Regions from separate parts of the Homo sapiens genome. Here region 2 is linked to region 1. The links are chromatin loops, found by intact Hi-C in ENCODE. Cell type or tissue: PC-9. All regions are shown on one strand. Links, peaks and the distances in the headings refer to the core of each region. The heading gives the core; the rest is flanking DNA. Region 1 overlaps KCNIP3 (potassium voltage-gated channel interacting protein 3). Region 2 has its middle 24 kb from the start of ZNF892.

Region 1 (5,375 bases), core at 315-5,314:
GTGCTTCCCACAGCCATGCTGGCACTCCTGCAGCCTCGGGCCAGGGCCGCACCCTGCCATCCTTGGGCCTGGCTTAATCCGCCCGACTCCTGCCCTCAGCTCTGCCCTGCCTGCCACTGTGCAGGCGGTACCCCCACAAGCCTGCTCCCTGACCTCCTCTGCCAGCCTCTCCTCAGCCTGACACTCAACACCTTTCTTTTTCTAGGACTCCCCACTCCTGGTCTGTCTGTCTGTCTCTGTCTCTCAAAAGCAGCGTCTCTCCTCTTGGTCTCAGCTTGTCCCCAGTGTCTTGGGCGCTCTGGGCCTGTCCTTCTCTCCTCTGCTTTCTGTCCCTGCTTCTGGCTCTCCCAGCCTTTCCGGGGACTGCCTGCCCCTCAGCCCAGAGCCCCGGGGCAGCCAGAGTGCACTCAGTCCTCCTGCCTTGGGTTTGCCTTCTCAGGTAGCCCCTGCCCCTGCCACAGGGCTGGCCCCTTCACCTGGTGCCTGGCCTCAGCCTCCAGGCCCCCGGAGCTCACTGTTCCTGGAGGCAGAAGGGCCCCTGCGGCTTCCTGGGCTGGGAGGCGTGGGGATGGGGTGGGCGTCACTCCTGAGCTCCCAGCACCAACAGAGGAGGTGACACTGGTGTGATTATCAGCTGAGGGTGTGATCTCACTGCAGAGGGGCCTCACCCGGGCCCCAGGGCTTCTCTGCAGCCAGACAGGGAACAGCCTGCTCTCACACAGTCCCCTGCCTAGGAGGCTCAGGGCCAGGGGCCCTGAGTAGGACGGGGGCATAGGTAGGGCCCTAGCCTTAGGCTGTCTCTTGACCTCTGACCTCTATCCACTGGCCTCATCCCTCAGCCCTGCTGTGCCTCTCTAAAATGCAGAAGGGGAAGTGGGAAGCGGTTCCTCTGCTGAGGAGCAGAAGGGAGAGCCAAATTCATGACTGGAGCTGACCAACCCCCTGCCCTCCACATTTTTGAGCACTTAGCAATAAATAAAGGCGATAACAGCCAGGCAGCTTGCTAAGGTCTTTCTGGGTGCCAGTGAGTGCCTTCAGTCATCAAAACAACCCTGCAAGCCACATGTGGCTGAGAATGCCAGTTCTGTATTCATTCTTCCTGAGTTTCACCAGCAGGGTTCAGATGCTGTTGGAGATGGAAATGCGCCCAGCTGAAAACTCCACCATTCCCCTGCCTTCCTCGCAGTGAGGGCAGCTTATCTCTGGCCAGTGGAATGGAAGCATCTGTCTTCCAGAGACTTCTGTGAGTGCTGCCTTCCTGACATGGGGACCACCACTCTCCGCTTCCACCTGGGTTCTCCTTCCTGTTGCCTGAAATGAGGCTGTGTGGGCTGCAAAGCAACCACATTGCCACAGTGAGGGGAACGGTAGAAGAACCCAAGACATTGACACTGACGTCCCCCAGCTGCCAAACTAGTGCCAGCCACCGCCTCACCCCATGTTTCCCATATAGGAGCCGATGCACCTGTCTTGATCAAGCCACTGTTATTTGGGGTTTCTGTTATATGCAAGTTCAGGCAAGCCAAGGGATCCCTTGCAGAGGGAAAGACGAGCTGCTGCGCCTCGCACCCCTGCCAGTAAAGGAAGGTGCGGTGCCCGGCGGGCCTCCTGTGCACCACAGTTAAATGTGCGGCTCAGAGGCTGTTCCGCAGGTGCAGGCCAAGTACAAGCAGTGCTGCCCCTTGGGCCTAATGACCCAGAACATTCAATGACACACGATGAGTCTAAGGCAAGTTGGAATGCTCTACGGGGCCATGGCAGGCCCCCAGAGGGGAAATCTGTGGTCTCTTGGGTTTTGAGCAATGCCAAAAATCTCTCCTGTTGGCATTCAGCTAACTTCCCACTGCTGGGCTGCTGTGGGGGTGGAGCGCCTGATGGTGAGAGAGACAGAGACAGAGAGACAGAGTAGGTGGCCATGAGCCCCGAAACACCCAACAGCAATCGAGTATCAACCTCTCGCCCAGCCCCACTGGTATCTGCATGTGCACACAGTGCTCTGTCGTCATGCCCAGGTGCTGTGGATGGGGCCCGAGGCAGGGCAGGTCTGGAGGGCGCAGGGAGGCTGTACCTGCGGGGGCTGCGACTCCCACAGTACCTGCTGCATTGCCGCTTTCCCCACAGCCCACCCGCCCCCTACGGTCTCGAAGCCGTCTGAGGAGGAAAAACTTTCGGAGGTGACTTATAGACAGAGCTGCAAGAAATGTTGGCCCCAACTCTAGGTGACACTGAGGCCCACCTAGGGGAAGGACGTGGAGAAGGGACATCTTCCTGGTACATGTGTTGCCCACATTGTCTGAAGAAGAGAGGGCCGAAGGCACAGGTTTACACTGATTCATGGATGGCTGTTAACCATTAGTTCAGGGGTCAGGGAGGTGGAGGGGCAGGATCGGGGGAGTAAGGGCTGGGAGGCCTGGGGAGGAACCACCCGGAGTGTGGGACAGCAAGTGCTTCACAAGTGCCCTCCAAGGGGCGCTGGGGCCGAGGAGGCACTGGACGATCAGGTGGGCCAGTGGTCCCCTCTGTGCACCTCACAGCCTCTGTTCCTGGCTCCTCTGGCATTTGCTTGAGAACGAAACACCGTAGATTCAATAAAAGAACTTCTCCCTGGGCCGATCAGGCTGCAGCTGCAGTTCAGTGCCCAGCCAGCCACCAGGTGGCAGGTCAGCCACTCTGCATCCCTGCCATCACTCTGGGGCTCCCATTATCCTCATGGGAGTGATGGTCACTCTGGGTGTGACCTTCCCTCTGGCCTGCCCTGGTGCTGCCAGCACCTCCCCCATCACGGTGCCTCCACGCCATAGATCCCAAGCAACAGACTCATTTCACCACGGAATAGAGCGGTGTGACCAAAGACCAGGGCTCACAGGCTCCCGTCCCCGTCCTGTGCCCACCCCCAGAGGCAGCTGGCCTCACAGAACAGTGATGAGACCCGCTGAAGACTGGTTCTGGCAGCCGTTGCGGGTTCCAGGGCTGCCCTGTCGGGTGCCAGTGACACTGCTGGATGTGCTGCCTCTCCCCCAGCCAGAAGAACAAGCCCGGAGCCCGGGAAAACACGCAAAGGCCCCTCCCTCATCCAGTGCCTGCTCACCGCACCTCTGCTGCTCCTCACCAATACTCCAGGCTCTGGATTAGAGGCTTTAAATTCCCATGGGAGAATGGGTCCCCAGCAGGAGGCAGCAGGGGTTCTGCTAAACTGGAAGCTGGGACGGCCGCCTGGCCATGCTGGGCCCCTCACACCACTCAGACCAACTGGCATCAAGGGCCATCGGCCAGTGAATGACCCTATTATCGAGGGGAGCAGGGAGGACTCTGCTTCAAATCCAGTGAATTCTCCAGGGAGCCTAGCAACACTGCCAGTTACAGTGATGAAAGTCAGTGGGGGCTTCTAGCAACCCCAATGAGGCAGGACCACCCAGGACTCAGATCCCTCAGGAATGGGGGTTTGGATCACTCCACCAAGGACTCAGCCACATCTTTGTGGCTTTAATCCATCTTTAATCCATCTTTGTGGTGGATTAAAGATGGCCACAGATGTCATACTACAACCCCATGGAAAGGGGTTAATTCTCAGAAATCCTTGAAAATTTGCACTGATCTGACATCTCACTTTGATATCATGTATCTTGATGCTTCATGATGTCAATTGTATCCTGTATCTTCAAATACGCGAAAATTCTGTTTATAGATCTTTACGTATTAGAGACGAGTTAACTCACCTTTTGTTCCGATGCCTTTCTGCTACCCCTCTTTCCCAGGAGCACTGGTGGTGGTGTCTTTATGATTTTACGTGGGGTTGCCATGGCACCCCGGGGAGAATGAGCATCTCCCTGGGATGCATCGGCGACTGAGGAGGATGTGGGTCTTCTCTCTGGGGGAGGGGCATGTGCATGCGTGTGTGTAAGTATGCGTGTGTGTGTGCTCATGTGTGTGTGTATGTGTGTGTGCTTGTGTGTGTATGTGTGTGTGTGTGTATGTGTGTGTGTGTGTGTGAGGAATGGCTGCACCGTGTCACACAGAAGCGTGCAGCAGCTGCTAGAGCGTTCCTGCCAGAGTGGTCCAGGATGCCAGGCATCTCCCAAGGCGCTAGGTGGGGCCCTGGCTTCGTCCCATTCAGACCTCGTTCTCTGGTCCTCCGGAGTTTCTGTGAACTTCCTGAGGCCTGGAGCCCACCCTGTTTCGGTTGTCTGCAGCTGGGACCCCAGGTTATTTGTGGGTGACATTATTATTCCAGTTGAAGAAACCCAAGTCCCACAGCCCTTGTGGGCATCAAACTTGAGAAACAGGTCTGTCCAGTTGTGGCACTGGCCATGCCTCTGGAGAGGCATCCTGCAGGGAGAGGCTTTAGATGCAGGGGAGGCATGCAGGGCAGGCCAGAGTCCCAGCTTCCGGGTCATGGAAGAGGGTCCAAGGAGCTTCTAGGCTGAGGATGGGGCGCCTCTCCTGGGTAGGGTGGGGCCAGGCTGCCTGTGCTCTGAGTCTCCTGGGCTCCCCTCTTAGAGGCCCCACTGCTGGCCACCTCCTGACTCCATCCTGGGGTCTTCACACCCAGAATTGGCCACCCAGGGCCCAGCCACAGATGCTCTAGCCCTTGCCCACTGTCTCCAGGACCCTGGGTCCTGTCCACTCCTTGCCGACGTTCTACCTCACCCAAGCCTCCAGGACTCCCAGGCTGGGCCTTGGCTTTCACTCCCAGCTGTTCCCGACATGTGTCTCTGGCCCCACTTCTGCTGAATGGAAAAACCCCAGTACAAGGGCACAGTGTCTGGGCCGCCCCCCTCCCACAGGACCCCAAGGCTCAGGACACCGTGCTGGGCCTCGCAGAGCACACAGTGGGGCTGCACTGAATGGGCCCCATTGTTCTTTGCACCCAGAGCCTGTGCCAGCTCCCAAAGAGGGGGGATGCCTCATCTGCACACCGCGCAGCACTTCACACGTGCACAAAGCCCTCAGTGTGACCACACCAGCCCGGCCTCCTTGCGGGACACACACGGGACGTGTTTGGACTGAAGAGAGGAGACCCGGGAGCTATGGCCAAGGGAGACAAAGGGCACATTGGAGTCCCGGCTCCTCTGTCCGTGAGGTCCCTGGGCTCCCTCGTCCCTCAGCTCCCACCAAAGACGCTCGTCAGGGTGGGCACCGTGGAGCTCTGGGCCCGAGCCTCCCCCACCCCAACCCCCGCTTCTTGTGCCATCTGCTGAGTCACGTGACCTCTCTGAGCTGCCATGGACGCTCTGGTAAATCAGGGTGATGAGCTCCACACTGCCTTCCTTGCACAATCAAATAGGCTCTTGGATGTGTCGTTCACATCTGCTCCCAGTGCCGGCACAAGGTCCGGTAAACACATCCATGCAGGGGAACAAACCCATCGCTGGTGC
Region 2 (5,375 bases), core at 269-5,268, 83 kb after region 1:
TGCGGCACTCCTTCTTCCAGGGTGAGTGAGGCAGGACCTTCTCTGAAATGAAGGTCTTAGACCCACAATCAGATTAGAGTCCTGCCTTGGGCAGGTGAAAGAGGGATAGGAAAATGTCAGAGAGAGAAATTACTTTTCCTGGGTTCTTCTTCTAATCATAATAACCACTTTGTTTTTCTTTTGTTTCCAAATAAATGCTCCTCATTGAGCGCCTGACTGCTGGCGCCATATGGAGACCTCATCCAAATGGACACCTACTCCCACCTGCACCACTGCCTCCTGGAATAAGACACACATATTTCACAAAACTAGGAGGCTGAGGCAGAATTGCTTGAACCTGGGAGGCGGAGGTTGCAGTGAGCCGAGATCGCGCCTGCACTCCAGCCTGGGCAACAAGAGCGAGACTCCGTCTCAAAAAACAAAAAAAGACACACATATTTCACAAAACTGACCTATTCTCAAAATTAAGAAATGAGCCAGGCACAGTGGTTCATGTCTGTAATCCCAGCACTTTGGGAGGCCAAGGCAGGCAGATCACTTGAGCTTAGGAGTTCCAGACTAGCCTGCCCAACATGGTGAAACACCATTTCTACAAAAAATACAAAAATTAGCCCCCAAGACATTTCAAAGGAGTTGGGGGAAGTTTCAAAGGAGGGCCAGGCGTGGTGACTCATGCCTGTAATCCCAGCACTCTGGGAGGCCGAGGCAGGGAGATTGCTTGAATTTGACAGCAGTTTGGGCAACATAGCGAGATTTTTTTTTTTTTTTTTTTTTTTTTTTTGAGATGGAGTCTCGCTCTGTCGCCCAGGTTGGAGTGCAGTGGCGCGATCTCAGCTCACTGCAAGCTCCGCCTCCCGGTTTCACGCCATTCTCCTGCCTCAGCCTCCTGAGTAGCTGGGACTACAGGCGCCCACCACCACGCCCGGCTAATTTTTTGTATTTTTAGTAGAGATGCGGTTTCACCGTGTTAGCCAGGATGGTCTCCATCTCCTGACTTCGTGATCCACCCGCCTCGGCCTCCCAAAGTGCTGGGATTACAGGCGTGAGCCACCGCGCCCGGCCGAGATGTTTTTATTTTTTTCAAAAAATAGCCAGGTCTAGTGGCACGTGCCTGTAGTCCCAGCCACCCGGGAGGCTGAGGTGGGAGGATTGCTTGAGCCCCGGAGTTCTAAACCACAGTGAGCTATAATTGCACCACTGCACTCCAACCTGGGCGACAGAGTGAGAATCTGCCTCCAAAAAAAAAAAAGAAAAGGAAAAAATAAAATGTAAGTCTGGTGTGTATGTGTAAAACTAAAGCAAAAACAAAAAAACTAATTTGGAGTCCTTAAAGAAACTCTGGACAAAGGTGTGCTTCCAGAAAATAAAACCAGAGGCTCAGGAGGTGACCTGAAGTCGTCCCTCAGGAAAGTGCCTTTCAAAACCAATCAGGCAGGAAACAGGACATCCCACATAATGAGGCAAACTAACTAGGGAGCTAAACATAATTTCAGGTGCCTTTTGCCAAGAATTCAACAGGCCATTCAGCTCGCAAACCTGTACTTAGTACCCATTATGTGTCCTCCACCACACAACGAGCAAGAGGGAATGGAGGAATATTTCTGCAACTCTATTCCCTTAAATACATACATATACATACATGTATATATAGGTATATTCAAAGCAGTCTATATTAGCATTTAAAAGACCAGGGTACAAACATGTGCTAAGTAACGATGATAAAATAGAATCCTTTTCCTGTTGCTGTTGTTGCTGCTGTCCATAGACAAAGCCTCTAAAGAGACTGACCTCCTTACAGTGTGCTTTGAAGCAGATAGGCTGTAAGTGGAAGCTCCAATGTCACCAAGTACACTAGATGTACCAAGAGAGACAAACACTGAGCTGGGGAATCCACCCAAGATTTTAAAGAGATGAAGAACAAAATACTGTAATGGAAATGTTTGCCAAAATCTCTCTCCTATCATTCTGCTCAGCCACTAGGCTAGGAGTGTCCCAGGCGCCCTGCCTGGATTGTAGCCTGGAGTGGACTGTCTGGTCAGGCCAGCTGCCTTCTCACAAGCACTGGAATGTCACAATGCCCCTTGGTATCTGTTTCTTCTCCTGAAAAATTGGGATATTCATAGTCCCTACCTGCTAGACCAGAAATGATATCATGTATGTTCAACAATTAAAACAGTGCCTGATGCATGGTAAATGCTCAATACATGTGAATAATCATCAGTGAAGCCCAGGGCCCCCCGGTAAAATCGAAAGTCGCAGAAGTACGTCTCTGTGGAGGGAAATCATTTCCATGTTTCCAAACCCCTCCACAGGGAATCATGCCGCACACAAGTCTTCCATTTCGGGGAAGCTTACATGTTGGATTTGGGAGCTCTTCCTCCACCCAGCTTTCCATGGGGCCTCAGGCACAGTCTTTTGAATACCTGCAAATGTGACACATTTGTGCCCCAGATATAATTTTTGGAAAAAGATAAAAAATGTCCAGCTAAGCCTGGTGAATGAGTATGAGTCATAGTCTGCTCAAAGACCACTGATGATGACACAATAGCACCCGCTCTCCAGCTGCTCCAGAGAGCACCAGGGTCTCCTGAGAGCTGACCTTTCTCAGGCCCCTAGCTGATATGACACTGCCACCTGGTGAGGCTGAACGGAACTACAGGGAAGTTCTTGAAGCAAACAAATCCCTAAAAAAAAGTAAAACCAAAGCTGAGCCCCTGGATGACAGCCCTGAAGCTCAGTAATAGTACAGAGAACTCCAGTTTCCCCTTTTGCCAAATGTTCCCCTGGAGTTAAATTAACTTGATCTACTCAGCCAACTTCAAGCTTTTGCTAGGCAGTTAATATTTCTGTCCTTCCTTTTTGTTTTACACTTGGAGACATAATTTATACACACACTCTCGCATATTTATATGCATTTTAGGAAAATTTTATATACATTGCATATGTAAATCTTAACTGTACAATTTTGACAAACAGATACACAGTTGTATGCACACCCCAATCAGGATAAGGAATGTCATCGCCCTAGAAAGTTTGTTCTGCCCCTTCCCAGGCAGTCCCCCTCAAAGTAGCAGTGACTCTTCTACTTTCTGTCACTATAGATCAGTGCTGACTTTTCTAGAGTTTCATATAAATGAAATAATGTAATACGTACTGTAGTGTTCTGACTTCTTTCACTCAACATGAGGTTTTGAAATGAGCTCATTTGTTTTATTGTTGAGTAGTCCATTGTGTGAATACACTGTAATTTGTTTTTCTATTATACTGCTAATGGACATTTGGGCTGTTTCCAGTTGTGAAGAGCATTGCTAGGAACATGCTTGAAGAAGTCTTTTTGTGAACATATGTGTTCATTTCTCTCGGGCAAACATCCAGGAGTCAGATTGCTGGGTCAATGGGTATCTTTATAAGAAATTATCAAACCATTTTCCAAAGTGGTAGTAGCATTTTTATCTTCCCACCAGTAGTGTGAGACCTTCCTTATATTTTTTTAGGTTGGAAGGGGTCCAATTGTACATAAGCAGCAACATAAGTGCTAAGAAGCACTCACAGACACTATCGTGTCAGCACTGGGTGAAGTGGGCATTCTCTACAACTCCCCACACTTTAAAATGGAAATGCTGGATTAAAACATCATAAATCAGCTCATGAAAACATAAGAGCAACCCCCAGAGCTTTAAAAACACATAGTCATTCCTCACTAAAAGGAACCAAGGATCCTTGGCTGATTCCAGATTTGGTGCAAGGAAAGAACAAAGTGAGCCTGAAACCTCCATCCCATCGGAAGCAGGGAGGCACCCAGAGGCGGCGACGGAGGAGCCAGCGCGGGGGTCTGCCACTTCCCGTCTCACCATCGCTGAGTGCTGGGAGACAATGTTCCCAATGCAGACAGCTACCAGAGGACTTGCATTAAGAATACAGATAAAGAACTTCCGCAAAGCAACTTAAAAACACTGAATTTTTTTAAATGGATAAAAGATTCAGTCACTTTTAAAGAGAATATAACCAATATCCAATAAATACTTGAAAAAGTGATCAACATTAGTAATACTCAGAAAAATGAAAATTTATTTTATTTATTTATATTTCAAATTTTGGAGGGAACAGGTAGTGTTTGGTTACATGGATAAGTACCTTAGTGGTAATTTCTGAGGTTCTGGTGCACCCATCACACGAGCAGTGTACACTGTACCCAATGTGTAGTCTTTTATCCCTTATCTCCTTCCCACCCTTTCCCCCTGAGTCCTCAAAATCCATTATATCATTCTTATGTCTTTGCATCCTCATCGCTTAGCTCCCACTTATAAGTGAGAACATACAATGTTTGGTTTTCCATTCCTGAGTTACTTCGCTTAGAGTAATGGTCCCCAACTCCATCCAGGTTGCTGTGAATGCCATTATTTCATTCCTTTTATTCCATGGTATATATATATATATACCACAGAAAAATGAAAATTTAAACCAGTATGAAGAGACCACTGCACATAAGCCAGATGGTTAAAATGTAACAGACTAAAAGTACAAAGTGTTGACAAACTGGAACTCATGCCTAGCTGACAGAGGTGCTGTAAACTGGTAAAGTCAAAACCATTTGACATTATCTTCTAAAGCTAAACATCTGTCTGCTCTATGACTCAGGAATTCTACTCCTAGGTATATGTACCCAAGAGAAATGCATATGCTTACTAGGAATGTTCATAGCACTTATATTCATGAGAGCCCCCAAACTGGAAACAATTCAATTATCTATCAACAGTAGAATGAATAAACAAACTGTAGTATATTCCTACAGTGGAATACCACACCATCAGTGAAAAAGAACAACTGATACATACAGAATGGTTGAATCATACAAAATGTGGGGTAAGGAAGCCAGATACAAAGGAGTATATACTACAGGATCTTATTTAAATAATGTTCAAACAGATAAAACTAGTAGAGGAGATAGAAACCAAACCAGTGATCACCCACAGGGATGGGGAGGTGAGGCATTGGGACAATGAGGTGGGGTGGCGTGGGGTGGATTAACTGGGAAGGGAAGGGCATGGAGGAGCCTTCCAGCAGAATGAAAAGGGTCTGTATGGTTAGTTGTTACCTGGGTTTATAGACATGTAAAAATTCACCAAGCATATACTGAAGATCTATACATGTTACGAATGTTAACCCTCAATTAAAACTTTAAAAGGAATCCATGGACCCATAGTGATACCGTGAACCTGGAAAATCTGAGACAGGTCTCAGTTAATTTAGAAAGTTTATTTTGCCCTGGTTGAGGACATGCCCATGACACAGCCTCAGGAAGTCTTGACGACACATGCCCAAGGTGATCGGGGCACAGCTTAGTTTTACACATTTTAGGAAGACATGAGACATCA

Evidence for each region. A loop is a pair of places that touch in the nucleus more often than their neighbours do. Peaks named below come from ENCODE experiments on the same cell type or tissue, not always from the same donor. Only the 100,000 strongest peaks of a DNase experiment are listed, where the experiment ranks them.
Region 2: a loop joins it to region 1, with 24 times the contacts of the local background. A loop is called at or near these places in 51 of 110 quality-filtered maps.

Annotation. Positions count from the first base shown.
Region 1 is chr2:95,312,531-95,317,905 of GRCh38, reverse strand. The region is part of intron 2 of KCNIP3 (potassium voltage-gated channel interacting protein 3); the gene reads right to left. Among named protein-coding and RNA genes, the nearest start is that of KCNIP3, 18 kb to the right of the region's middle. RefSeq lists an enhancer at 1,668-2,168. In PC-9, for the core only: CTCF peaks have their summits at 2,448 and 2,656 (motif pointing right); DNase peaks (open chromatin) are centred at 835, 1,735, 2,655 and 4,285; H3K4me3 peaks cover 602 bases; H3K27ac peaks cover 2,358 bases.
Region 2 is chr2:95,229,079-95,234,453 of GRCh38, reverse strand. It overlaps a transcript of ZNF892 not described here. Among named protein-coding and RNA genes, the nearest start is that of ZNF892, 24 kb to the right of the region's middle. In PC-9, for the core only: CTCF peaks have their summits at 2,419 and 2,628 (motif pointing left); a DNase peak (open chromatin) is centred at 2,613.